Regions from separate parts of the Mus musculus genome. Here region 1 is linked to region 2. The links are chromatin loops, found by intact Hi-C in ENCODE. Cell type or tissue: heart. All regions are shown on one strand. Links, peaks and the distances in the headings refer to the core of each region. The heading gives the core; the rest is flanking DNA. Region 1 holds the start of Myl1 (myosin, light polypeptide 1). Region 2 has its middle 47 kb from the start of Lancl1.

Evidence for each region. Hi-C counts contacts between places; a loop is a spot of excess contacts. Peaks named below come from ENCODE experiments on the same cell type or tissue, not always from the same donor. Only the 100,000 strongest peaks of a DNase experiment are listed, where the experiment ranks them.
Region 1: a loop joins it to region 2, with 2.6 times the contacts of the local background. A loop is called at or near these places in 6 of 42 quality-filtered maps.

The regions. Positions count from the first base shown.
Region 1 is chr1:66,927,887-66,941,515 of GRCm38, forward strand. It overlaps Myl1 (myosin, light polypeptide 1), which reads right to left and starts at 7,480. Exons shown (of 7, transcript NM_001113387.1): 1 at 7,390-7,480; 2 at 6,632-6,656; 3 at 2,300-2,443. The coding sequence starts at 7,392. In heart, for the core only: no CTCF peak of the experiment used is centred there; no DNase peak of the experiment used is centred there; H3K4me3 peaks cover 1,260 bases; H3K27ac peaks cover 1,884 bases.
Region 2 is chr1:66,983,344-66,999,675 of GRCm38, forward strand. No RefSeq gene overlaps it. Among named protein-coding and RNA genes, the nearest start is that of Lancl1, 47 kb to the right of the region's middle. In heart, for the core only: a CTCF peak has its summit at 9,586 (motif pointing left); no DNase peak of the experiment used is centred there.

The DNA of each region.
Region 1 (13,629 bases), core at 8,358-10,857, 56 kb before region 2:
AGATTGCATTTGGGTGTTGAGTCAACGAGCACTTACCTAATGACTTTGTCACTGAGGGATGCTCCTAAGTGAGATGACAACCACATGAACATGAGGTTTACACTGCGTCCTCACACCATCATCCTTTCTCACCATCTTTCTGCATGATTACATTGCTCATGTCTTCAGAAAGACAGGCTGACCCATATAGAGGCATGCTTTTGAAATCTATCTTACTTAATCTCTTTCTTTCTTTCTTTCTTTCCTTTCTTTCTCTCTCTCTCTCTCTCTCTCTCTCTCTCTTTCTTTCTTTCTTTCTTTCTTTCTTTCTTTCTTTCTTCCTTCCTTCCTTCCTTTCTTTCTCTCTCTTTCTTTCTCTTTCTCTCCTTCTTTCTTCTCTTTTCTTTCTTTCTTCCTTTCTTTCTTTCTTTCTTTCCTTTCTTTCTTTCTTTCTTTCTTTCTTTCTTTCTTTCTTTCTTTCTTTCTTTCTTTCTCACTCTCTCTTTCCTTTCCTTTCCTTTCCTTCCTTCCTTCCTTCCTTCCTTCCTTCCTTCCTTCCTTTCTTTCTTTCTTTCTTTCGTTCTTTCTTTCTTTCTTTCTTTTTTTCTTTCTCTCTCTCTCTCTCTCTCCTTCCTTCCTTCCTTCCTTCCTTCCTTCCTTCCTTCCTTCCTTCCTTCCTTCCTCCCCCCTCCCTCCCTTCTCTCTCTCTCTCTCTCTTTCTTTCTTTCTTTCTTTCTTTCTTTCTTTCTTTCTTTCTTTCCTTCCTTCCTTCCTTCCTTCCTTCCTTCCTTCCTTCCTTCCTTCCTTCCTTCCTTCCTTCCTTCTTTCTTTCTTTCTTTCTTTCTTTCTTTCTTTCTTTCTTTCTTTCCTTCTTTCTTTCTTTCTTTCTTTCTTTCTCTCTCTCTTTCTTGAAGGAATAATCACCAGTACGTACTTAGTCATCATGAAAAGCAGAAGATCATTTGCTCACCCCCTCATTTTTTTCCCTAAATGTAAAGACAAACAGCCCAAATTTCTACTTGAAGAAACTTCCATTTTGTGTCTTGTCTTTTTTGTTTAGAGTCACATTTTCCAGTAGTTATTATACTTTGCCTTGAGCCATTGGGATTAAAAGCAATTTCCTCGTTCCGGCTCATGGCTGGGTTTCCATATGGAGTGAGTGACTTCTGTAATTCCCCTCAATGTGCCTCACTGACTCTTGCTCCAGGATTTACCTGGGGAGACACAATGCAGGGTTCCCTTTAAGGTTTTCAAGGTTTTATATATATAATTGATTGGAAATAGAAAATACTGTCAATTCTTAATTAAGATGGCTGAGTTCCTTTCAAATGGTCACTGAAGCAAAGCCAAAGTACATTGGATAAGGAGGTCAGAAGGTGTGTTTCAGAGCACTGTGACTTTCTTCTCACTGCTGTTCATCAAGGAATTGGTGTTCTCCAGAAGGACACTATTATGATTGTTCACTGCTGTAAACAAAATGTGTTTTATAGAAAATGTGTTGTATTTTAGCTATATGCAATGTCTTTGTCAAAATGAAGAATTGTCAGACCCAGGGGATCAGGAATTCTGCTGTGAGACTGTGCCCCCTAGAAATGACAGAGACTCTGCACCTATAACACCGCAACAACATGGCCTCCTAACAGAACCTGACCATGGACAGGATTAGACATGATAGCATGGATGCAGGAAATCTAAGAGGACCTCACTTCTAGACAAGGAACTACAGGCAACAAAGGAATGATGAGAGAAGGAGATCTCATCTTTCCCAGGAATGATTCCCCTACATGATTACTCAACATCAAGTGGTTAGCCATGATACCACACAAGCAACACTAGGCAGACTCAAAAGGTTGTGTTTACATATTTATATATTTATACACATAGGAAAAATAACAATAAAAGAAAAAGAGCCCATGAATTTGAGAGGGAATGAGGGGTAGGCATGGGAAGGGTTGGAAGGAAGGGACAAGGGAGGAGATTGAGGAAAGAAGGAGATGATGTTATTATATTTGAATTAAAATTAAACCAAGTTTTACAAATATTCTTTTGCCTTTGAAGGTATGAGCTCTGAAAAAGAACGTGTGCTCGTCTATGCCCTGTCTGCTTAGCCCTGGGCTCCGATTTGATGCTGGGGAGGATGCTCTCATCGTTACTTGCCCTCTTTTCTCCAGTGTAATGTTTTTATCACACTTCCAGCTTTTTTATTTTTAATGGAAACAAGCAGAGGTTTTCCATCGATGAGGAGAGAACCATCAGGAACAACTGAGCTCTATTGCATGGGAGTCCCTCCCCGAGTTCCACTGACCTTACAGAAACCTACCTTCATTGCTGGGGTTCCCAAGAACCTTCTTGACCTCTGCATTGGTGGGATTGGTGCCCAGAGCCCGGAGGACGTCTCCCACCTGACTTAAGGTGATCTTGCATTCACCTGTTCTGTCAAACAGGAGAAATGCCTCCTTGAAGTCTGCAAGAAACACAAGGTGTTCAGGCACTGGTGGGCACTGGCTTTTTAGTTCCAGAGACCTTCTAATTAACCCCAGGTCCTTCACAGATTCAGTTCAAACTCTTCTCTGTTTTACAGTTTTCAACAACCACTCAAGCTGTCTCCGTCTATCACACAGTCACTGGAAAACCCTTTTGATGTTTCTGTGGGGATTGTTTTAAAGCAGCACTTCTAGTTTTAAGTCAGACTATTATTAATGTGGAATTAGTTTTTAATTATGAACATTGGAGCTCCCAGTTATAATGGTTCATATTTCCTTTGCCTCTGTGGGCAGTAGGAGTCACTTGAAATATTCTGATGCCTTGAGAAAGATTAGGAGTCTCCAAATGGTCCTTCTATTAATTGGCAATGCTAATAAAATGTCAAGAAAGCAAATTTCCAGCTGGGGCTATTGTATGTGAGTTTAATCTAAACTTACTACATTTGGAGAAACATCTTCTTTTGGGGCTCAAGCTTTATAGGCTGTCTTCTCAAGTAGTTTACTTCAGAAATAGCTATTATTATTATTATTAAAGTTGGAAGTGTGAGATATGCCTGTAAGTTTTACAATGCCATTTAACCACCTCAGTATCTGATTCTAGGAGGCTCTTATTATAATTGATTCAGAGGGAAAATGATTTTTAGGTCAATTGTTCTGATATGTTTATATAACTCTGATTTATCCCCAGAGTAATCCATATGACCTAAACATGTTTATAATTTAAAAACATATTTTAAAATTAACATTTAATGAAGATGATTATAGATTGCCATGCAGTTGTAAGAAAATAATGCAGACATTACATTTTCTCCTCTGTCTAGTTTTCTCCCGTGTAGCACTCTGCAGAGTCCCAGCATGTTACTCAACTTGGGATATTTACAGACAGACTGTGCTGTTTTACTCATTTCCACAAATATGTGTGTTTCTTATGTGTGTATCCAGAAGTGCCCTTTCTCATTATGATTTATCTGCTGGGTACTTTATGTCCTTTAATTTCATTTTGATCACACTACTTCACCTTCACACAATTATCACTCTAATAATTCAGAAATATGTAGCAAACAGACTGGAATGAGGGCTACAAATGCATATGCGAACCAATAAAGGCATTTTAATGGAAATATCTAAACTTAACTAAATGAAAAATTCTAGAAAACCTGGGAGTCAAGGTGGTGATTTACTGGAGTTAACACTAACAACAATGTAACCATTGGTGAATAAAGTCTCAGAACTGGAACCATTCTTTGTAGGCTAGGGGTACTCTCCAACAAAATGTGCTGTCAGAAAAGATAACTCTGTTTTTAATCTAAGATCAGACTGGGCATGGATACACAATTAGCTTTAGGTCATGTTATCATTCTTTATTAGATCCTGGACAATCTCACCATAATCTGCCCCAATCTGGAAAAAAAAATGCTTGTGCCTTGTGGTTTCATGAGTCACACGCTATTTTTCGTCTTTCCAAAGGTCACGTGGAACTGAAGTCCTCCTGCTTCTGGCTTCAGACGCCAGGCATGGTGCTCCGAGGACTTGCAGTTGCCTAGCTCAGATGCTGGTGTAGGGATGGGATTTTTATGGCTGTAATGGAATCCCTCTGACATTATCTTTTGATAACTTAAAGGCAGAGGCTGGAGAAGTAATTTTTTTAATCCCAGACTTTTAGCCCAAGGCTTAGCTACTCTCTTCAAGGTTCCAGAACACAAACTGGTAAACTCCTTCCCTGGCTGGCTATATAAACCACATTTGATTAGGTTCTCACCACACCCTGTTGTTTATGTACTGTTTGTGGTCTTTGCTGAACCTCAAGTACAAAGTGGAGTTGTCTCCACAGACAACAGTGCAAGCAAAACTTAACAGTTTTTTCCTATTTAACCTTTAAGAATGCATCATGTGATCTTTTGCCCAGAACCACAGTGTTTCTGAAGTATCTGGTGATGAAATTATTCTCCACATACCCTCTATTGGTGGTTTTGAACACAAGTATTAGTGGTGAGCTTTAAGATTCAGACTTTAGCATTTATAATTTAAAAATTAATTAATGTTTAAGTAGGCACATGTAGCTGGTGGTCATGCTAACAGACAGCACAAGACCTAAACCTTCAAATTGTTGTAATTATCTTTGCCTTTCCCTCCCTTTCCTTCAATACAGATAGAACGGTATGAACAATGTTCTTCATCCACTAAGCAAGGAAACAAATTCAAGTAGTCTTGATTTATTCTGAAAGCATAGAATTTCCACTTAGTTTGATTAGTTTACATTTGTTTTTCTGACACAAAGCAAAAACAAAACCAGGCCAATATACCAATGTTTATTCAATTCGGGGGCTTAAACCTGTTTTCAGTATTGGGTGATGGATCTCACACTCCACACTCTAAGTACATTTGTCTCACCAAGAGTTTTTGAATTGTTCATTGTTTGAATTGTTTGAGTTTTTGAATTGTTCATTGTTTGCAGTCATAGTGGCATTATAAATTAGAATGGGAGAGGACTGGGAGGCAGGGCTGATGATGTAGCTACATCATTCATTAAGAGTATTTTTAAACAAATTAGAATCATCATTTCCTTAAGACAAATTCTTCATAGCATACCTTTACATGATCTTGAATTGTAAGTCATCCAATCACCTAAATTATTGGTTCTCAACCTGTAGGTTGAATGACCCTTTCCCAGGGGTCATGTATCAGATATCCTGCATATCAGATATTTACATTGAGATTCACAACAGTAACAAAATTACAGTTATGAAATAGCAACAGGAATAATTTTATGGTTGGGGTCAGCACACAAAGACCCAATGAAAGGGCTGCAGCCTTAGCAAGGCTGAAAACTATTGATCTAAACTGTCTCCATGAGGCCATCAACCATGCTATTGGGATCAGTAAGCTTGTACTGCAGCAAACAATCTTTTGTCCTAAACTGGAACCCAGATAACATCATACTTAACATGATCCTGAAGGAGACTGATCAATGTGGAAAACTTTAGGTAGAGAACTGTTAGTAATAACTCATAATTATCAGTTATAATACAGTATACATTATTATGACCAAATCACCTGACTTATATAACATCACATAATGAAACTGTTTCTATCTCTCCTTTCTATAAACAGATTTTGCTTAGTTCATCCACATCGTGTGATGACTTCACCCTAAAAGATTTCTCCTTAAACTCCCCAATCCAATAATTGAGCTTGCTCGGGATATTTGGCCCTGTTGATTCTAAATACATACAGGAGAAAAAATTTAAAAATTGAGACTCACTGATAGTACCTGTTCCTGAAAAAACTTTCTAGTTGGTTTGAATTCATATGAGTAATGACACTATTACTAGTCCTTTGATCATTGAGGAAGAAAGCCCTTTCACCTCCCCAGCCATCTGTCCTGTATCTCTTAGAGAAATGCTGGACCAGGCCCTTTTGACACCTATGAATTCACTTCTATCCTACAATCCCATTTCCACAGAAACTGGGCGGATTTGACAATTAAGGCAGCTTTTATCATCCGCTTCATTTTTCAAATTGCACACTTCAGACTTATCGAATCTCCCTCTAGGGTTTTAATTAGCAAATTAGTTTTCTAAAACCTAGATCCTTTTGTGACTATATCATATACGCCGATCTTTCCTATTGTACCGAGTTCATCTTATTTGGAAATCAGTGGCTATAAGGACTTATTAAAGCTCTAATTTTAATTTCCTTAAAGCTTTGATTACTGACTCTAACCAAGGGCTTCAGTTATGCAGGTTTATATTTAGAGTGATTGAAAGCAATTTATATTTAGGGTAGCAGCACCAGTGTGGATAATTAGACAGCACTTAGCTCATCCCAAGGGACTTGGTTTTCTCACTTGTCACCTCTGAGTCCGCACATATGAATGGCTACAGCTTTTAAACTTACCCTCCTGTTGCTCCTTAGAGAACTCGATCTGTTGGAAAGAAATTAATCATAAAGAATATTTTAACCAGAAACAAGTGTCCTGATTTATGAGCACGTCCAGCTCATTCCTCGAGTTCTCTTCAGAATAAGCTCCAGGAGTCAGCCCACTTATTCTGAGTTCAGGCATGGCATAGGCACGAACAGTCTGAGTCACAAAGGAACATGCTGTGGAGTTAGGGAAATCTCAAAGACAGACAGAGCTCTTCCTAGGGTAGAGCTGCTCAGTCACTTACCGGCAATCTGGTCAGCACTGAAGGACTGTGGTGGCAAGAGAGAGAGAGAAAGAGAGGACTTTCAAATGCATTGACAGAAAGAGTGCTCTTTGCTCTGAGGCCTTTAGGGAACCAGGTAGGTACAATGGCACAGGAAGAGTGTGTGAGGGAAATTTTGAACCTAGGAGCATAAAATCTATTGCGAAAGATAACTTGGAAATCCTTTCTCTATATCTTAACCATGTAAAATATTAAAAAATTCTAAACAGAAAGAACACTTCCTAGAAAATGCCATAGCTGTCTATATTTAGCATATGTCAGATAAGGTATACATTTAAAACTGCAAATAAAATTACATATAAAAACCACCCTTTAAAAGTCTTTCTGTCTAATTAACGTATTTTATACTAGTATATGACACTGAAGAATCAGAGGCAGTTTGCTTAACTTTAGCTACTGGTTATCACTGAATTCTATTTTAAAGCAACACTATAGTTGCACTTTTATCCCCCTTCTAAATTTAGATGAATCTTGCATGATATAACAAAAGCTGGTGAAGCACAAACGCCTGCTCTGAGAAAAAAGACGAATTTTTCCATCTGGTGCAACAGTTCCAAGTAATTTCTTCTATCTAGCTCATAGAAACCAATAGTAGGTTCCAAAAACCTTGTGTTAAATAGGTTCTGTCCTCCATCCTATTCCTTGTCTGCCTGGCTGCTCCTGTTGCCTAACTGTCTCTTCCTATAAATGACATATCGTCGTTGTCTTGTAGGACCCACCATGATGGAGTTCTAGGCTGCGAAACAGCAGTGGAGCTGGAGGATAAACTGAAGGCAGCTCCAATCCCTGAGTGGAGTCTTAACCTCTCTCTGGCTTCCTTTTATTTCTGGGCAAACTGACCTCATATCTAGCATCAGATTTCACAGGGCAGTTGCCACTCCTCCTGGAGGAGTTCTTTAGCTTTCTTAGGGCAAAGGGAAAGAGAGACATGTACCCTGGGGCTATTTTTAGGAAACCAGCATCTAGACGTGAACAGCCCTGGTGAGACTGAAGCCTGTCAGTACTTTTATGGTCTTTATCTCTGAGATGTTCCCTGCAACTGTCCTCCTTAAGACATTTCTTTGCTCGTGGAAAACTTGGGGTCATCTAGGGCTCGGGCTTCTGATATATAATTATGGACCTTGCAAGTGTCTAGTCAGCAAGACTGGGTATTAATGGAACTTCATGGATGCGACTGGGTTGAAGTTTGAAATAGTAACTGTTATAGAAAGAACACTCTCCAATTCTTGGCCCCTTATGGTAAAGTTCTGAGGTCTTGAAAAGGCATTGAGTGCTCTGGGTATTTCTTAGGATACACCCACATGGCAACCTGATCAGGTTCCCAAATCGCCATTAAAGAATAGTCTTTATAATCAGTATTAGCAGGGGTATAATCTAAGCTTAAAAAAAGTGAGAATGGTTTGGCGCCTCCCTTTCTATCTCCCCCCTTCGTCTCCTAGCATTTGTTTGAGGACAACCTTCCTCTCCCATTTTCTTTACAGAGACTGACTATTTGTATATTTTTATTTCTGAAATTCTTAGCAAGCAAGGAAACTGACACATCCATTTTGTATCTTGTTGTTGTTGCTAAGTTCTTACTAAAACCAAGCTTCCCTGTCCAACACTTTATGGCTCAGTCTACAGACCAAGAATAAAATAACCTAAAGTAAGGCTCATGGCGTGCAAAATAGTACTTCGACATTTTAAAGGTGTTTAAGGGAATTGCCGGCGATGGGCTTTTATAGCAGCTTATCTGAAAACAGGAAAAGCTGCCATGGCTTTGGGGGAAAGATCAGTTTTAGAGTGTTCACTGGAGTTCATACATGGGGGTTATCATTCTCGACACACTTGCCCTAGCTCAAAGGAATAAAGAAGATGTGAGGTGAATTGTGACTTCTGCATGTGTCCTTAGGGAAGTTACTCATAAAAAGCAGGAAGTGTGTCTTGCTCAGTATTTTCAACTTATGCTCTTACCGTTCTAGAGAAATGAACAGCTAAGTATGCACCACCTCTTCAAAATACATAATTACGTGGACATATGAAAACATCACAATACTAGCCGCTATTTTGTGTGATTATTAGGTGCTAATCACAATATTAAAAGTATATATCATTTTGACTCAAAGTTTAAAATTGTGAAAAATATCTCCTAGGACCTTGATTCTCTAAATGACAAATAATAATTTTTTTAAAGGTAGTAGCACCTATGTAAATGTGTCTTCATGTTTTTAACATGATTGGAAATATGATATTTTGAAAGGTTATTGGGGAATGTTAACAGAAAGATTAGAAATGCTTTGAGTCATTACAGTGAAATTTTGTAATTGGTATTTGTGCCATTAGATTTGATGAAATTGTATCTATGTATTTGTAGCCCTAAATCTGAATTGCCTAATCATTATTGAGAGCTAGCATATATCTTTAGTGAAGCTGGTAACTGTAAATACTCCATTGAGTTGCCTCATTGTACATAATGATAATCTTCATATTGCATCTTTTTTTTTCAGATGGAAAGATGTGGTGGCCTTGTATACATAGGAAACATGATAAATTTGTATAAAAACTTGTGAAAAAACTACAAAGTCAGCACCAAACTCCAATTTATTTGTGAATAAGCTATTTTTAACCACTTAGATATCACATTAAGGTTTGTTGTTACTATTAAAATAGGAGCCATAAAGTGCTAAGAAACTGTTAAACTACTTCATCCTAGTATTTCTCTAAATCTTTAACATATCAACAATAAAAGCTTAGCTTTTTCTTTACCTACTGAAAATCAAAATATAAGTGTAAACATACCAGTTGACACAAGAAATAGTAAACTATAGCTAATCCAGAGAGGAAATTAAACTTTAAATGTTAGATCTATGTTATGTGCTCAAAAATAAATGAGAGAAAACAACTCACCTCCCATCCACTGTTAGAATGGCAAACCCCTGTCTTGCTTCTCCTCCTTGTTAAATAGGAATATCGTCAGCTCTTTGAGCAAACGTGTGATCTGATTACACAGCCATTTGGTTAGGGCCTTGGTTAGAGATCATCATTTGGTGTGTCTCAAATCTTTTCTGCCTGGCATGCAACCACTCTTCTCTCCTCTTGTCACATTAGACATTCTTCTCAGCCTTTATCAGAAACCCTCTTATCCAAAGAATTCTTTCTTCCCTGTGCTGGACCTGGCTCTTTTTCCCACTGCAAGCCAGTCAGCCTAACTGCTCGTCCTGCTGGGAAGCCCAGGCCAATGCTGAAAGCCCAGAGTTTGCTTCTGATCTGGTTCTGGATGTGTTCTAACACTGCATCTCTCCCTAGAGCACGTCTTTGCATTGTACTTGGGTTTGTGTCTGTCACAGCTCTATTGAACTGTTCACTCAATTAAAGCCACTAGACTCTTAATACTCTATGCTGTGCATTTGGGGTGGTCTGGCTGTAGACCCAAGTTCCTCTTTCAAACATAAGTTCTCCTCTAGAGTATACTATTCCATGAGAACAGAAACTTTATCTGTTCTTTTATGAGGTTTACATTCCAGAAAAAATATGCATGTTCTTTATCAGTACAGCATCTTCAGCACCTAGAACTGCCCAGCACATAGGAGGCATGCGCACTTAAAATTCTTTAATATTTATACCCCTAGCATTTCACTTTAGATTTTAGGCAAATGCTTATAGTCCAGAATTCTAATTTGTCAATCTTCAGTTTCTTTCTAAAGACATCTTTATTATCTTAGCCTATGTCTTTGTCTTCCCTGGTTGGTAAAAGGCCACATTTCACATTTGTTATAGCTCATCCATTCACATTTGGAGCTGAGTTTAGGTACGTAGCAGTCTCAAAGACCCCTGTTACTAAGTAGAATTCTTACTGCAGGGATAGACTTCTCTGCTTTGAGAATTGTCTTTCTCCTAGTGACTGTGAAGTTTGGTTCACTGACTGAAGATAAATTTTCTGGCTCCTAGATTGAATTACTTTATAGGACAAAGTATTACAATGCACTTAAAGAAAATAGAGAACTAATTTATGTTAAATTTTAGTATCTTAGAAGAAGCGGTGTCATTAAAGAGCATGTGGGAAGTGGATGGTGTTGAATACTAAGGGGAATGTCCTAGGGAGGAGCCTGCACCACAATGATCAAAGCTCTCTTCATTTCAGGGGGATGCACATATGCCAGTGACTGAAGCTAAGAAAAGAAGCTGCTGTCACCAGAGCCAGTTTCCAGCCAAGAGAACACTGTTGGGTATTCTCTGCCTTCTTGCCTGGCAGAGAGATCAGAGCTAAACACATATCAACCTTTATGGAAATAATTAAACTAATTTATCTTATAGGGTTTTTAGCATCTACCATAAAAGGCCATTAGAAATAATATTTGAAACCACTAGAATGGTGTGCTTCATAATACGTCTCTTAAGGTCGATGGAAAGAACCTTTGAGCTCATCAAAGAAGTATTTAGGATGCTTATTAAAATATTATAGATTATTATAAAATATTATAAAAATGAGGGAAACTAGAGCAATGAGGACATGTTATAAGAGCTATTAGATGGTTGGATACATTGGTCTGAAATGAGACTGGCTTGATACAGCTATGTTCAGCAGGCATGGACTGGTCATCTGAATTCTGTCACCTAAGCACAAAACTGTGCAATTAAAAATAGCTCAGTTCAGATCTGTAGGAAGTACTAGAGACCTAAGTGAATTTTGATACGAGTTTCAAAATGTGATCCAAGTCTGCTCCTTTCCAGTTTTCTCTCTCCCATGTCTTCCTAGTTAATAATTGAGAAAAAATTTTACAATTTCTTAAGCTGGACATTTTCTTTGTACATTTATTTATTTACATGTAATTTCTTAAAAATTAAAATGCATTTCCTCCACTTTTTAATTTTTATAATGTAAATACTTAAAATATTGTAGCTAAGAAATTATGATTTTTCTGGAATACAAATTATTCTTGGGACAGCCATGATAAATGAATACTAATTATTCTTCTAGAGACTGATGGCATACATGAACCTTAGAATGGAAATCTTACTTTAGCTATCAGGACAAACCATGTGTCTTTTAGTTTAAATAACTTCTCTAGATTATTTTTCCTCAATATATAATAATACTTATATGATTTTTTTGGTTGCTTTTGGATTTAATATGGTTTGAATGTTCCATCCTTTAGGTAGTAGGACCTACCACAACTTACTCTATGGGAAAGGACAGGCTATCTGAAAGCTCAATTGATATGTCGTACTCATTGCAATAAAGATAGTTTTATCAAAATGTAATTTCACAGCAGCATGTTCAAGTCGACTGGATTTTTATGAGCTGGAGATAATACACTGTTGGGCGCGCACAGTAGCTAAGAAACAGCTCACTCCCAAGGACAGAAGGAAAAATGTTCCAAGAGAAACCTTTCCTCCCTAGCTTCAAGTCACTATTATTAGTTTCTGACTAGAACAAATGGACTTATCACCCACATGATTTAAAATTTAACTAGCATATTCTGAAGCCACTGATACTTTTATACAGCGGGTTTTGTTGTCGGGATTCTGGTTGGGCGAGAAAACAGAAGTGGTAGCATTGATGAAGGAGTAAAGTAGGTGACATCCTATCTTCATACAAAAGGCCGCTCAGTTGGAAGAGAAGAATGTGCAGTCTCAGCAGACTAAATATAACCCTTCCCACAATTCCCACCCGTCAGGTGGTGCTTAAGGCTGGGCAATTATGGAATGACTTCTACAGACAACTTGCCAGGGGTTTCATTTGCAGAACTGAAAGGTCAAGGGCTAAATCCAGCCCTGTCACTTTATGGTCTCCTCGTCTGGCACAGATTTAATTATCTTTAGATGAAAAGCAGTTTTCACATTTTAGTCGGTAAAGGCGTGTCTTTCTTTGCAAACTGTGTGATACTTTGCAAAGACCCTGTTCAGTTATATACACTTCAAAATGTCGCTATGGGGAGAGTTCCAGCCTTTACCCCTCAACGTTTCTCCATTCCATTTCAGCTGCTGTGTTCTCCCACAGTATAGACAATGTAACAGACAAAAGACATTACTGATGCTGACCCATAGGGAAATACGTTTTTATTTCTTCCCTAAGATCAATTGTGTTCACTTTCTTTCTTTTCTTTTCTCTTCTTTTCCTTTCTTTTCTTTTTTTTTTAAATTATAGATTGACAGTACATATTTGTCTCATGCTTTTCCCCCAAAGGATATTAATGTTAATATTTAACCACATTATATATGTGACATTTCATTTCTGCTTATTACTTCAAAGAATGCTAGTCAAATTAAATAGGGGTCTCTTCTCAGAAGATTAGCTAGATGTTGGCAGATTTAAAGATTAGATTTGGTTTGTCGGAGTGTTTAATAGGACAAAACCACAATTGACTTGAGATTCAACATTCCATTACACGTGGACGTATTTTTCTATCCATTTCGGTTTATAACTTTTTACAGGAAGTTGGGACAAAGTGAATAAGACTTCTTTGAAGTGCTTACAGTTTCATCCTCTGGCTATAAAATACAAGGAGTCACTCCCCAACAGCAGGTGTTAGGGAGGGTAAGGGAAAGTGTGAAAAACAAGACCGCTCAGAACAGCTGAGGTCAAAGTCTCAGAACAGCTCTGCAGTGGCTCTCTTCTTCCCTCTCCTGGCCGTCACCAGACTGTGCCGTGTAATAAAAACAAAAGAATCAGACAAAAAAACAGCTCAGTCCTGCATGGAAAACACATCCTTGTACCTCTGGTTTCTAAAAAATAGACTGCAGCTTATTTTTTTAGAAACCAGAGGTAGCTGAATGCTTACCACGACTGACTATAGATTTACCCTGCTGGTTAAGTCTTACCTTCGCCATGTAACTGGTTCTTTGATGATGGACCTCGTGTGGGTTCCATTTCCTCCTTGGATCAACCAACTTACTCGTTAAATGGAACATTTAAGTCTTTTCCAAGTCTGCGGTCAGTTACTGTTTGGTGAATTATTACTTGGTAGTGTTTCTGTCAA
Region 2 (16,332 bases), core at 8,457-10,956:
GATTACATGTCCCGGATGTTCTGCATTTTCACAGTCAAAGTATCTCAATTTGGAAGGCAGTTTACATAGTTATCTTATCAAGATCTATTGGTGTAGTGGGGCAGGGCAGTAGGATTAAGAATAATGGTTCAAACTGGAGTGGGGGCTCTCCCAAAAGCTGTTGCCTATACTTGGGATCTGTTTTTCAACTGGGCTGACTTGTCTGACTTCAGTGGGAGAGGATGTGTCTAGCCTCACAGAGACTTGAAGTGCAGGGTGGGGGCATACCTAGGGGGATCCCCTTCTCAGAGAGGAAGGGGAGGAGGGATAGGGGAAGGATTGTGGGAGGGGATGACAGGGAGGGGGCAGTGAGTGAGACGAAAAGTTAATAAGTAAAAAAATAATAATAAATAAAATTTAAAAAGAATAACAGTTCAGTGTTTTCTCAGCCATAGGAACACTGTATATGCTTAGAATATAACAATTGTTAAGGCAAATATTCCATTTCCTCAGGTGTAAACTTTCACAAGTGGTGAGAATTTCCATATCATACTGTACTGGATGAGTTCAGGGGTTAATAAATAAAATAAGTCACTCAAATGCTTTGTAGGGGAAAAAAACCTTGTCTTTTCCACATTAATTCTATAAATGTTTATTGATTTCCTACTTTTCACACTGCTGGCCATATGAGTCAGCATCTTCAGAAACAACTGGAGCTGTGTACGAAAACTGTACAACTGCATGTCATCACATGTGAAGTTACATTAAATGAGGAAGAAAGAGGCCACCTAGATGACAAGTAGAGGTGAGAATAGGTGAAAATATTGCCACAGCCACAGACTAGGGGCTCAAGGCCCTGGGCAAAAGTGCTGTTCTTTAATTCTGCATCAAACAGTAATGCAAGCTTTTCAATAACGCTACTGTTTTTGCATTGATCATTGCCTTTGAGTGCAGTTTATTTCGATCCCCGGATATAAAGAGCCTTTAATGGATCATTTGTGAAATCACTGGATTAGTACAACGTTTCTCTAATCATTAGTTTATTGACAATTTACAGGGAGTTTAGTAGATCAGTCAAAGAAGGACTATCAGCTCTGCCGGCCTTTCCTTTTTCTCCTTATCTGCTTGTTTTAACATTTCTTGTATTTTTTTTTTTAAGGAGAAATTTATGAACATGCACAGAGAAGGTTTCATCTGTTGGCTCTGCCTCAGCTAGTAAAAAATGAACTTGGGGACTAGTAAATAGAACTAAACCAAATGGTGCAAACATGCTCAGCTCCTTAAGCCCAGGACAGTAGCCCTTGTAGCTGCTGAGGCTATGGGATGTCTTCAGCTGACAGGAGGATATCTACAGAGAAGTAAAGAAGAGAGTTGGACCAGTTATCTCGAGATAATAGATATGTGTTTCAATGATGCAAAATTGCAGCTTTCATGGGTAAAACTAGGATAGGGTCAGAAAAGTAATATGATGTAAATAGATAGTAAGCACTGGATTAAGAGAAAATATGATTTGTGTAGTCCTTATCTTTAGAGACGAAATTGCATATTGTTTCACTCTAAGCCTTATGCTGTTTCTATAAACAAAGCCATAGTCTATCTACAGATGCATTATATTCCCATTTTGTAAAGGACCTTTTGTATTAGTAGAGCTCACATATCTTACTCTCTGGGGGAGTCTCTCTCTGCTTAACTGTGTGGTCTTGGCTTATTGGCTGGCCTTGAACTTGATATGTAAACCAGACTGAGGTGCAAGTCACAGAGTTTCTCTAGCCTCTGCCTCCCTCGTGCTGGGATTAAAAGCATATGCTACCAGGCCTAGTGAGAATCCATTTCTTTGTGAAGGGAAGGATTTGAAGCATGTCCAGTGAGACAAAGAGTTGGCCTTTGTGACAGCAAAGTGTAGTTGTGCAGTGGTCTGCTGGAAATGTTGCATCTCAGCATGGGTGAGACAGGTGGTACATCTACTCGAAGCTTCTTCAGTGATAAAGCAGGGGTGGCCTCCACAGTGAGAGAATGCCGGCCTTGAAATGGGAGCAAAGGGACTTGGGGACTAAAATAAAACTAAACCAAATGGTGGAAACATGCTCAGCCCCTTAATTTATCTGATTAGAGCCAGCAGGCGCCACCGTGGAGAACATTTGCTCCTGTCCGAGATGCCATTAAGGCAGCAACAGAGCTATTTCTAGGCTTGGCTCCAGACCGTAGGGGATGGGCTAACAGTGGGCTCAATTTCAGCCTGGAGCCACCGTGTAAGGGTGAAGACTGCAGTCACTGCAAAGTCTTCAAGCATCAAGTTTTCTCAGGAGCACATGCCTGCTTTGAAGAGATGTCCTAGCCCTGAGGGGACATTACTGCAAGCCCAATTCCAACAGTCCCAAATCCTACCTATATCCCTCTGCTTTATTCTGCAATACAGAAGCATGCTTGCCTAAACTTAAAAGGCTCTTAGAAATTGCTTAATGTATACAAAGCTGGAATAACATGTAATTATTATCCCTTTAAAACTTTCACACATTTCTGTACTGGGTACAAAAAGAGACAAAGCTTTTTGTTGCTACTTTAGATTGCCAATAAGAGAAACAAATTAGAAGGTTTATTCAAGGGGGCAGTATATATAATACCCAACAACTCTCCTCTGAGGTCAGAGGAGATTCCAAAATCTACACAGGTCTGAGCCCCAGTCCTTACTTGTTCTGCCTTCAGGAAACATGTTCTTGAACTGTAGGTGTTCTTCAGCTCATAAGGGGAGCTTAAACACAGTGTAGGTTGGAAATACTCCCAATAAAACAATTATTTCGACACTGAACAGAGCTAATGTCATCATTTGACAACACAGGATACCATAGAGAATCTGTCGTGTACTCTCCTGACTGAGCAGCTGGCCGCAGCTCCCAGCTTTTTTTTTTCCGGCATCTTGAGAGAGTGTGGTACAGTGAATGACTCACTAGCTCAAGGGAAGATCCAGACTCAAAATGGCAAGCATGGTTTCTTCTGAGTGGGATACCCATACCGACCAAAGTTAAATAAAATAATAAATAAAATAAAATAAAATAGTAGAGGAAAAAAAAAAGAAAGAAAAAAGAAAGAGTCTGGAATAAAGTTGTCAAAATTCAAGGGCCATTGATACCCAACTATTTGAGAACTGACATTTTGCTCATTACAATAAAGAGTGTGTGGAAGGTCTCTAAGAGTCCTACTGAGTGCTAATATCCTTTCTGTATAGATGGAGGGAACCCTTAAATGTGCCATAGAAAAAATTGTTATCCCAGAGAAGCATGCAAATTAGCATGGTCAAACTTAGTTGTGAGTAATGAGTATGGATTATGTTTTAGAGTCTGGAATGAGTTTTCTAGGGACTTCATCGTTGAAGAGTGTGCTCTGCACTTACAGTTGGGCAGGTCAGGTGAGCGTGAATCTGTACAGTCCAAGGTGCCCCTTAAAATATAATTGTAAACATAAAATCAGAGGCAACGAGGACATTCAGAAGCAACGATGTTTTGAATGAAACAGGAAATAACATGTGAGTGGTGGCTTAGAGGTTTAATTTAGAGCTTCCCTTAGGCAGTGTGTCGGAATGGCCGGCGCACGCACGCACACGCATGTGCACACACACACACATATACACACTTCCCTTCAAAACTTGGTTTCTCCTCAAGTAATCAGAATATTCTCTAGTTTCTAGCAATGTTCACCATTCAGTGGGTGTACAAAAGGGGACAGCTCTGAAGCTTACGCTCCATAAAGCTTGAATATAAATAGATCTGTCTATTAAGATCTGTCTATTAATTCTCTATTAAGTCTAGAGAATTAAGGTACACAGAGAATGGTTCCAAGGCCCAAGACAATTCTAAGAATGACAGTCACTAGATCACCCTCTGGGAGCAGTCCATGGACGGGAAGTTTTCCTATGAAGACAATTATTTTCTCTAGAAATTTTATTTTGAATGACATCAGACTCATCGAAGAGTTGCAAACAATATTTACCCAAAGTGTCTATACACTTCAGTCAGCTTTGCAGCCAGGTTGCTGTAATGTTAGCATCTGGCAATGTACCTCATTGAAGCTTTAGAGGTGAGCATTCTTATAACACTATTAATTAGGTTACAGTCTTTATTTCAGATTTACCAAGTTTGGGGCACATTTTCATCTCTAGTGTATTTATGTTTTAGGATCTGACTCAGACTCCCAACTGCATTACGTCCTGCTGCCCCTCAGTATCTTCCTGTTTGAGGCAGTCTTTGCATCTGCCTTTAACGCTAATGATTGGGGCGCATGCAGGGGTCTTTTGTAAAGAGTGAAATCACATGTTTATGGCTGCTATCCTTCTAAAGCGCTGCCCTACACGGTTATCCATTTCTTTCCTCCAGGCGGTTGCCTGGGTTACTCTAATGTGTTCTTATCAGTTTTTCTCCTCTGAGCATTTTGTTTTTTAAATTGCATAGCAACCCAGGAAGTTCCGTGCTTGTATATTTCCTGTCTGCCCCAGGATCGCAGCCCCCACCTAGAAGCCTGATAGCAGGTCTTTCTGATTAGTGTGTTTTCTTTGTTCTTAAAATCCTGGGTCTTGCATGGGTCATTTGCAGAAAGCGCTCACATACTGTGTGTGTGTGTGTGTGTGTGTGTGTGTGTGTGTGTGTGTGTGCGCGCGCGCGTGCGCGTGTGTTTTATCAGTCACTAGCAAAGGGCCCTTGTGACCTTTTCTAAAGCACAGTCACAAAAGCACCCTAATGGGGAAGTGCGCATAACTCTCAAAGGCTGGGTGTGCTGGCCTGCAGAAGCTCATCTGAGCAATACTAACAAGGCAACTGCTACATAATAGGTCACCCTGGACATTATCTCTCCGTTGCCTGCTACACGCAGCTGCAACATCTGTCAGCGCAGTCTCACAAGTCTGCCCGTCCTGCCATCCTGACTGCCATTTTCCTTGTCTTTATTTTTTCCAGGGTTTCCTTGGCACAGGGCATAGTTTCCTAACTGTCTTTCCGTATTCACCTCTCCTTTCGTATCCTATCTTTCACACGCACAAGCAATTCTTTCCTTTGGAAATAGAAGTTCATCATTCTCTCTTCTAAAGGAAGAGACTGGTTTCTGTGCGCATGCTCAGTTTTTCTATCAAGCCATCATTGGTCAATGGTTCCTGCTCCTTAGTGTCCGCGAACAGCTGGAGGATTCGCTAAAGTGGTTGTCTAGGTTCCACCCTGTGCTTCAGAGACAGTTGGTCTGGGTTGGGAGTCTGACAAAGAGCCCTTCTAGGAAGCCCCAAGAATGCTGAGTTTAGGGGCCGACAAAATTGTATCCAGACTGCTGAAGATGAAAAATACCGTTTCATAGTTAGGTCCTTGCACCTCTGGTATAGCTCGGTCCTTTTGTCTAAGATGCTCTACTTTATCATACCTTGGCACAACCTCTGCAAACACAAGCCTTCCAGTCCTTATCTCTCCACTTTTTAAAAAATAAAACTTTATAGATTACTTCCTGGCTCCCTTGGTCAGGGTCTCCCCTCTTCTTCTAGCCGCAGAAGGAATGTTGTAAGTCCAGCAGTGTCTGTGGTATATCGATTTTACTACTTGGTGCAGTAATTCGTGATTTACTAATCTGATCCTCTCAGCAGCTCATGCATTCCATGGCCTTAGTCAGCTTTTCTCCTCAGCACCTAGTCCTCCTGATATCCTGCACAGAGTAGCGTTTAATACCCAATGCTGAAACAAACACTATTTCCCAGAAGAAATATCAGCTCTTTACACTAAAGAAAGTGTTAAGGAGTTTCCAAGAACATGTCAAGATTTATTACTTGGGCGTTGTAGATGGAAAAAGGATATTTTAAAGACGAGACTGGCTTAAGAGATGTAGCAAGCCCAAAAACCTATAGATCTTACTTATTTAAACCAGGCAATTCAAACCACTATCCTCCATGAATCCGGAACAAGCTTAAACCCTCTAGCTGCGTCACAGGAAAGCCAGAAATTTAGCAGCTTTTTGGATCAGCTGACTGGTACCTCAGCCCTGTCCTCTGTGCGGCCATTAACTGACCAAGGGATGACTGGCCTAGCCAATTTCCCTGTCCACAGCCACTGTATCCACCCATAGCCTTCTCAGCTATAGTGTTAGCTGTAGAGCCAGCCTACTAAATCAGCCTTCGGTGGTAGCTATGGAATAAAAAAGTGCTAGTCTATGAGAGTGTATGGAAAATCACAAAATTTTGACTAAAATGAAAGAAACACTTCCTTCAATGATTACAAGCAAAAGTGTTATATTTTTAGTACCCAAGACTTAATCACTGACAGAAATCATCTGTACTTGTATATCAGACTCAAGGGATACTTTCTATTAAAATTTATTTCAAAGAATTGGAGAGATGGCTCAGAGATTAAAGTACTTGGCGCTCTTGTAGAGTACCCTAGTTTGTTTCCTAGCACCCACATGGCAGTATCAGGGCTTCTGATGCCCTCTTTTAGTCCCCATGGACATTATACACACATGATATATATACATGCACCCAGACAAGAATCCATAAAATAGAAATAAATCTTTAAAAGTGTTTCAAAATGACAGTAGTTATCAAATACACTATTACATTTTGGTATTAGATACACAAAAAGTAGCACATATCTGCTACATATCTCATATTTCAACAAAGGTAATTTCCTTTACATTTCTGCACATTAAAAATGTTATATGTTTACCTAAAACAAAAGTCATATGCACTTTTGTGTGCGTGTGTGCGCGTGCGTGTGTGTGTGTTTAAAATACTGCTCTGAGAAGGGTCCATGAACATTCAGTGGGACCCTACAGGGCTCTGAGGCACAAGGAAAGTTAAGAATCCCCGCTTAGAATATAAGGTTAGGACAGAATTTGGTTCAATTTACTTCTACATTTACTCTGTAACTTAAGTTTGAGAGGAGAGTTTTTCAGATGTAGAAAAAAATAAATCCAAGCTGAATACTATTTAAAGAACTCATGAAACAACAGGCTGGTTAATGAATTGTATCAGAACATTTGCTTCTCCTGTTCTGCGCAAACTGCAAATGAAATATTCTTTTGTTCTTTGGGCTACATGTTCCCAGCGTTGTAATGGTTAAGTTAATTTCTAATATGTCTCATCTCATTATAGATCTGTGCAACAGTCTCTTTCAATTTTAAATTGAGCTTCAGGGAAGATTAAATACTTAGGTATCCCAGTTTGTATAAAATTTCTAGATCCATACAAATTAAACTTCCCCTGTCTAAATGGCCCTAATCATTCTAATTTAACTAGATGGAGCTTATTTCCTTTTGACAGCGCTTGTCATGTTGAATCTTCGCTGTGCAGACGAATGGCATGCCAAATGGGTCATCAGTATTCCAGATGTTGCCTTGCCACTTTCCAGGGATGTTATTAATAAAAGCCAGTTCCTTCTTGTCCTTTCTTTCTTTCTTTCTTTTTTTTTTTTAAATCCTCGAGCATTACTGAGGATATAAATTTCCTATCTCCCCATTATGGTTTGGTAATAGTAATTTAATAGTACATCAAATGGGCCCCTCCATAGGAAGATGATCTTTGGGAAAGTACCTGTCCACTGTGAATGATCTCCCAGGGACTCCTGGATGATGTGTGGGATCCACATCCTGGTGAGACTGCATATAGAGAGGTTAAGAGGGCAGGAGGATCGGATCAGACCTTTGAGTTTTGGTGTGTGTGTGTGTGTGTGTGTGTGTGTGTGTGTGTGTGTGTGTGTGTGTTTGTTGGGGAAGTCTGAGTATCCAAAGGACCATTTGGCTTATTTCTACCTGAAAATAAAAATTAAACTTGGAAGAGCTGCTATAATAGCCAACCAGCTGGGAGGACCTCTTTTCTTCACACATAGCCGTTCTCCTTTGGCCTGATGATTTCTTTCCCTCCTTATCAGTTCTCAAAATGTGCTGGAGCTGGCAGAGAACAACACAGAAACTATCCATAAGGACCTCTGTGAGGGCTCTGTCTCTGTCGCCCACAACTGAAAGGAAGATGTGCTGAGAGAAAAGAGAATCCTGATGGGGATCAGTCATAAGACAGAAGGTCTGATTCCATGACATCTAACAGATGCAGGCCAGTTCTTTAAGGCTTACTGAAAAGAACATTTTACACACACACACACACACACACACACACACACACACACACACACACACACACACACACATAATTAAAAGCAGATGATTAAACATTCAGAACTAGAAAAAATCTATCACTACTATTATCACTATTATTCTTTTTGTATTAGACATGAAGATTTCATGAGTGTTTATAAAAAACAATTTGGGCTTGCTCTCTCTCTCTCTCTCTCAATCTCTCTATCTCTCCCCATGTAAATTTTCCCACAATTGAAAAAAATAGGTTTTGCTTTAATTTTTTGCTTTCTCCCTTTTAACTTAAGGTTGTGAAAAGAAATATGAAATTTCTATATCTAAAGGATAGTTTAATATCACCCTAGAAAAAAGAAACCTAAACAATTGGTAAAGTAATATTGTGGCCTCCAGAAAACTGTTTTAGAGGTTGGGCAGAGGGCTCAGTGTATAAAGTTTCATATTGTTATCAGGACAACCTGGGTGTAATACAGGCAATTTAAGATTATCCCTGACTAGCTTAAAGATAAACGAGACTCAGACTATGGTTATTTTATTTGGCTTTGACAATTACTGGGGATCACCCCTAATCTACTCTTCTAACTGCAAGCCTAGCTGCCTCCCCAGCAGTGTACCCCAGATACTTGCTATTTTCCCTGGTCATGTGCTCGTAGTCCATCTCCCATCATGGCGACTTCTTCACATCCTTCTTCTTCCTCCTTCTCCCCTTAGTCTCTGTTCTCCAACCACTCCAAATCCATCCACCTCTAATCCCTCCAGCAACTGGCTGAGGCCAATTTGCTCTAACCACTAGGTTTAAATCAAGGAGTAAGGTTTGCACAACGAAAGCTCGTGAACCCGAGAAGTCACTCGTAGGCCTGTAGAGAATTGAGCGTTAGCATATATAGCAATAGACCAAATCTCAACACCTGGGCTCGATTCCCCAAATTCCTGGAAAAAGCTGGGTGTGGTGGTACACATCTGTAATCCCAGCTCCGAGGGCATGGAGACAGAAGGACTGATCATCCTTGATCTCACTAAGAAGTGAACTCCAGGTTCAGTGAGAGACTCTGTCTCAAAGGATAATGAGGTAGAGAACAGAGGAAGACCCCCCACGGCAACCTTTTGTCTCTGCTGGTGTACTTGATGACGTGCACCCCCCCCCCCCGACTTGTAAATAGCCTCATCTAGCATTATAACCCGCACCTGAGCCCACATCCTCAGGCCTTCACTTTCTATGTCAGCCATGACTTGGACTCTGACTTAGAACTTGACATCTGGTTAAAACTACTTTGAACTTTTAAGTGGAAGATATTAGCGCCAGAATCGTGTTTGTTATAGTCGATCTTGAAGTGTTTCCAACATGCTTAATTGTGTGAATTTTCATGCCATGCCACTTCCTCAAAGGCCAACCCAAAAAAAGCTATTCTTGGTGCAACTAATATTTCTCCATTCTCTCCTGTTGCTTTTTCAAGTTCATTTAACAGACATTATTGAACTGAGTTCTACTGACATCTGCTGGACAAAACCTGGGTTTGTGACTTGGTGATTATTAGCTCAGGAACAAAGCTCTGTCAAGAGAAATAGAAAGTAGAGCCAAGCCAAGCATGAGACACTGCATTAGTCTATAATAAGTCCTAGAGCAGTTTCCAAGTCTGTTTTTCTACCTGGCAAAGCCTCAGTTCAGCTTAGTGGCTTAAGCCACATTTTTGTGCCTCCCTTGAGGCTTAGTGGCAGTTGAGACTGACTGGCTCCAAGTCACAGCAGGGTCTCCTCTCCTAAGGGACTGGTTCAGCTGGTGAGCAGATCCTCTGGGAAGTGCTATGTCCACACTGGTCTTCTTGACAGTTGAGCATAGTGCTGCCTGCATCATTTCAAGGACATCTTCATGGAGGAAATTGCAAAGATGCAGTATCTTCCATTTAGAACACCCCCCCCCCTCCCAGCGCACCCATGGACTTACCAGTATAGATGGGGAGTCTAAAATACAATAATGAAGTTAGCTTTTATATTAACTTTACTAACTTTTCATTATTCTTTAGGCTTTTTTTTTTTTTTTTAAATAGAGATTCCTGTCATAGTTTTGCTTTTATTTTTGCTTTTTTCTCCATCACAGTCTTTGTTCTGATGAAACACTCAATCCCAACTTCTGGCTGGCTGGGTCATCTGTGGAATCCCGATTAAAAAAGATAAATAGGGTCTAGAGAGCTTTATCAGTAGGTTAAGAGTGCTTTCTATGCAAGCATGAAGACCTGAGTTCAAGTCCCTAGCATCTACATAAAAACCAAGCACAGCTGTACAGGTCTCTGACCCCAGGATTGGGGATGGAGACAGGCAGATCTTGGGAGCTTGTTGGCCAGCCATCTTAGCCAAGCAAGGTAAGTTGCAGGTTTAGTGAAATGCCCTGTCTCAGGCAGAGAAGAAAACAGAAAGTAGTAGAGAAAAATGCACTATGCCTTCCTCTGGCTTCTACAGATGTGTGCCTGCACACATACATACAAGTTCACCCACCACAGACCCCACCAAAATCAGTAGTTCTATATTTTATGTAAGATCCCTCGACTTTTTAAAAGTTCCTGGATAAAAGAAATCACAACCAAATTGCTAAATGTGTTAAATTACTTTTTTTTCAGACACGGCAAGAATTGATATTGCAGTTTCAAAATGTTCTTTAAAATACATTATAAAATGTTAAATAAAACTAAAGTGACCTTTGCATGCAGTTGACTATATTTGAGATAATGTGATAGAGTTTATGATTTCTTAAAAGTCCTACAATAGAGCGAAGACAGAACCAAACCATGAAAAAGTTGGGTGCACATGCAATCCAAGGCAGCAGGGAAGAGGGAAGGCGTGTTTTCTCTCAATTTCTTCTCTGACCTACAAATTCAGAAGTGTGTTGATTTCTAGGCATTTTGAAATTTCTAGCTTCCCTTTTCCTCTCATTGTGGCTGGTAAGATCTCAAATTCTGAGGGTATTTGTTACCTACCTAGCATGTGGTCTATCCTGGAGACTTCCATGTGTATCAATTGTGGGATTAGGTAGTTCTTTTCCTAGTTCACAGTACAGTACTGTGTTAGCTCTCTCCTCCTTTTCATCATTATGAGGTTCCTCTGAGTACTACTCCTACTGCATCCAATGAGATCGACTCTGCTGTCTTGATGCTCTCTCCATCCTCAGAAGTGGGACACTGACACCTATCATTCTACTGCATCTGTTTCTCACCTCATCCTGCTACTGTTTGCTTCATATATTTGGTCATGCCAAGTTGATGCAAATGTATTTGTAATAGCTACAAATTCATGGGGGATTTGGTCCTTTTGTCATTAAATTATGTCTTTTCCTTGACACATTTTGACACAGTCAACGTTGTGTGATCTAGCAAACATGGAAACTTCGTAGAATTACCATTTACATACAAAGTATCTTCCTTCTCATTGTTTGGGGCCTTTAAATATAAAATGAATCTCATATAGACAATACATCATTGGATCTTGTTTTATTTTTATTTTTTAATTCCATTCAGTAATGTTATGTCTTTTGTTGCAATGTTAATCCATGCTAAACATCATTGTTGCATAGACTTCATCTTGCCTTTTTGCTAACTGAGGTCTGTTAGCTGCTTCTTTTCTCTTGGTGTCTCTTTTAATGCTTCATTTACTGATGTAGCAATGCCTTTTTTCTCATTTTCTTGTGTGTCTTCCATAGGAGTATATGCTTTTCAGTACATACCATGATTATCTAAAGCACCTTGTTGCCGTTTAACAATGGGTTAAGTCAGTAACAACTCAGTGTCAATTCACAGAAGTGTCCTGGACTTTTACTTTGCCCACACTTATTTTCAGAAACCACTCTCCTTTATATTATGTATCAGTGTCTTGTGTTTTATTTTTTTATACCAGAATCAGAACAACTCCTAGGTCATCTTTACCAAATTGTCCTGTTCTTGTCTCCTCATTTATTTATTTTAGTTTTCTGTGCTTAAGTCCTTCTATATTCTGTTGAATGCCCTTTTATTTCAACTTGAAATTTTTTCAAACTCACCTTTCTTTTGCTGCTTTCACAAGTTTCACTTATGATTTTGACGGTTTGGTCCTAACGTCCTAGTACAGACTGGATTGGGTTCACTTGGATGTTACGTTTCTTTTTCATATTTGGGGCATTTTAAGTCATTTTTCTTTTAACTGTTTTTTGTTCCCAGTTTTGTTCTGAAGCTCCCATAGTACATGTGTGACTCTCCTGAAAGTGTCACATACAACCTTACAGCTTTTCTCGTTCCTTTCCTCATCACGATCATTTTCTCTTGGACTGGATGGCTTCAAAAGATTTATAATTCAACTCAATGATTCTTCCACCTTTATTGAACTCTTTTTGCTGATTTTTTTTTTTTTGGTCATTTTAGCTGTGTTTTCACTCCCCAGATTCTCCTTTTATATTCTTTTTCTCTCCTTTATCTTTTCTGCCTCTCTGCTAGCATCCTCATTATCTTTTCTGCCTCTCTGCTAGCATCCTCATTTTTTTTCTACATTATAACATTTTCTTAATCTCAAAAATCAGGCAGATCCCACCTCTTGTTTCTTTGGGATTGCTCTGCAGATACATGGGGACACACTTTTTTTTTTTATGTAACTTATAAATCGGGTTAGGACTGAAGCATAAAAAGGAGTGGTCACTGGAAACTGGGGGACACATGCAAGAGGAGAGTGGGCTGAGGTCCAGGAAGGGCAATACAAAGTGGAGGACTCACTACTGGTTTGTCCAGCACAGTTACCAACGGTTATTTCAAAATGACTTGGAAGAATAAGAAATTATTAATATGTAAGGATGGTAGAAGAGACAGAAACGCCTGCTACTCTTATTACACATGACATACATATGTTGAATTATATATATATATATATATATATATATATATATGTATATATATATAGCATAGAGTTGTTTCTTACATTACAGAGCAAGAAGAAAGCAAGCATCTGCTCTCGTCCCAGTGTTTGCACTGGGCTTTCTACAAGGGAATATGCTCAATGCTAAGCCCAGCTAGAAGCAGGTGGGGGTTGGGGGGAGGGGAGCTATGAAACCATAATTTAGGGGACTTTAACTTCTCTGTGACTTTAATTTCTCAATTAGATATGCTTGCCAGATTCTGTTTCAGCAGTTTGTAATATCTTGGTCCCTCTGGTGTCTGTCTTCTGCATTCTAATTGGGCTTGTTTCTGCTTTTGCTGTTTTGAAACAAGATCTCATATAATGCTGCGTTGGCCTTGGATTTGCTACATACCTAGGGATGACCCTGACCTCCTGATGTTCCACCTTCTGAGTTTACAGGATTACAGGTGTGCAGCATCATGTCTAGATGCGCATCTTGCCCAGATACACACCACTACACCCAGATGTGCACCACCATGCCCAGATGTGTGGCATATGCTTAGGTTCTGCAATAGCAACCTGTTCTACTCACCCCTTTCCCGGAGTGGGTACTAGACATCTAGTATGCCAGTTTCTTGCCTGTACCAGCAGCAGATCAGCAGCTTCTCAGGAAGTCCTCCAGAGTCTTGAGTGCCACACATACAGCCTGTGTTTCTATTGAGTCCTGAGAGGAGTGTCTCTGTTTACCTAGTGCATGCCACCTTCTTAGAGTCTGGAATTCTCAGAAGCTCTTCTAGCTCCTGTACTTGTGACTCACAAAAGTAAACAGAAGGGATGGACTTGCGTTTTACCACCTTAAGATGTCATTACAGCAAACTCAGTTTTAACTGGGCAGGTGAGGATTAAAAACCAAACATGCTGAGCAATCACTATTGTAAGTAGTAGAAAATACACTGGTTGCAAAGTCATTCAAATGTGGATCAGTACTTACTGCTGACTGCCTGGGGAACATGGTCGTGTGGACAGGAATAAGGGGCATTCGTGACCATACTCATTTGTATCAGACTTTCAATTTAGGAGAAAATACCACTTCCATGTTTCTAATTAGGTTTGCAAGTCTCCTACATCAGCTTTGCTTTTAGGTTTGTACATGGCTCTGGAAGATGGCTTCTGAAACTCCCAAACCCACATCACTTTATGAAATTCTGACGCTGGAATCACATCAAATGTCAGAAGGCCAGCAGCAGCTCTATACTACATTTACTTATAACACCATGAAGAAGCCAGGCTTTGGGAAAGGAATATGATTGGTCTGTGTTCAATAGTATCACTAAGTATGGAGAATGTTGACTCCTTATGACCTGTGATGGAGGCACAAAGATGGCTACTTTCCTCCCATAAGCTCCTGAGTCTAGATGACTCAAATTAATCCTTTGCTCTGGGTATTTTCTTGTGATACTTCAACTTAAAAAAAAATCTTGACTTTTCCATCCATATTAAGTATTTTCACCAAGTTCTTTGCTTTCATCAGCTGAAAAACCACCAACACTGCTCATTGCAAGACTGCATCCCTACACGTTCTATTCTACAGAACCATGACAGAAATCAAACTCTATTCATTCCTGCTGTCTCCTACCCTTCACATGTGGTCAACTCTTGAAACCCACCAGCCCATTTCTGACTCATTTTTCTCTACCTGAGATTCATGATGGATTACATCACTCGTTTAGGAGCACCTGAATGAGATCCCTAAGCAACTCGCACTCACACAGGACTGGTCAAAGCCACGCCTTTAGGTTTTACCACCAGTGTCCTTGACTCTCACATGCCTCACTTCATGCTTCTTCCTTACTACAGGCTATGCCCAGTCCCATTTCACACTGAAATCACTCAAGGGAAGGGATTTACCTTTAATTTTTATTATTGACAGTTTCATGGGCACAATGTATATTGATCACATGTACCACTGCTTTCCTAACTCTTGGCTGACCCATCTCCCATCTTTCCTCCATCTATTGTACTAAAAAAAAAAGTTAGCCCACTGAGTCCAATTTGTGCTGCATCTATACGCATGGGTGTGGCATCCACTGGAGGGAGTCTGACTTATCTGACTCCTGCAGCAGCCATCTCTCTCCCTCTCCATGCTTCGATTTTGACTTGCTTGATCTTGGTGTGTATGTGGGAGGAGGGGGTCATGGGAAAAACCCAACTTATTAATGATGCTGATACCTGGGATTTCCTAGAAGCTGACCGTATGAGAGGATTTGGAAAAGTAAGTGGCTTCATGCCTTCCGATTTCCCTCCACCTTGCCCATTACCAGGGCTGTCCAAATGCACTAATGGCAAATGCTTTCTAGTCTGAGTTTTGTCTTCACCCTATAAAGGCATCAAATTTCAGCATTTTCATAAATATAAAAAAAATACAGAGCACAAGAGAGCCAGGCTTGTATTGGGCTTCATTAAACAAGGGAAAGAACAGTTGGTGCCAGTGTAAATATCAGAAGGCATTTTGTCATTGCTTGGCTAATTCCCTGTGTTCTTTAGACTGAGTTGCCAGAGCCAAGGGCCTGCTTTGTGCATGTAGAACTTACCTTGCACACACACAGACAAGTCAGGCACAAGCAAGAGATAAAGTCTGAGCACTGCTCACAGCAACCACTAGAATGGGCATGTCTACAGCATATAACCACTAGCACCAGCAGTGTAAAAAGTATCTGCATGGGTGCGTGTCAATTGCTAAACGCCAGTCCCTGAGAATCAGCCAGCATTAGCTATACGCTAACAGCAAGTCCCCATCAGCACTTTCAGATTGCAAATGCTTTCCTTTGGAGCCAGGTCTGCCAGAGAAATTAGGCAATTTTGACAGTGATTAATCAGAAGTTCCCCCTTGCCCTCTATAACCACTAAATGCCACACAAAGGCTGTCCCCAACACTTATTTGTAGAGTGACAGAACATTAGCTGCAGACTTAATGTCACCATGGTTGTAATTTGCATGTTGATAGAAAGTTAACATGTCGTATAGATCGGAAATGATGCTGGCTGACTAGGAGGAGTGGCCCTGCTAAGATCCATTTCTCTATCCTCATTAGCCCATGGTTTGGCTAACTGTGTTTGTGCTTTCTCTCATTACTAAGGAAATTGTAAAATATGTCCCCAAGGATGCATTACCAGACTCCTAGAAAACTGCTTATCAGTTTGCAGAACAGAACCGTGAAGCCAGCGTGCTCACCGGTGCTAAGAAAGTCGGCGTTCTGCTTTGGAAGAAGCCTCTGACCAAGGCTTTGGGAAAGAGAGCACGTGGATTCGAATGAGAACGAAACGGCAAATTTTCTTACAGTGTAAGTTTACCCAATGCTTGCAGTGATAAGAACAGGAGGCCTCTGGGGCACTGAATCCACAC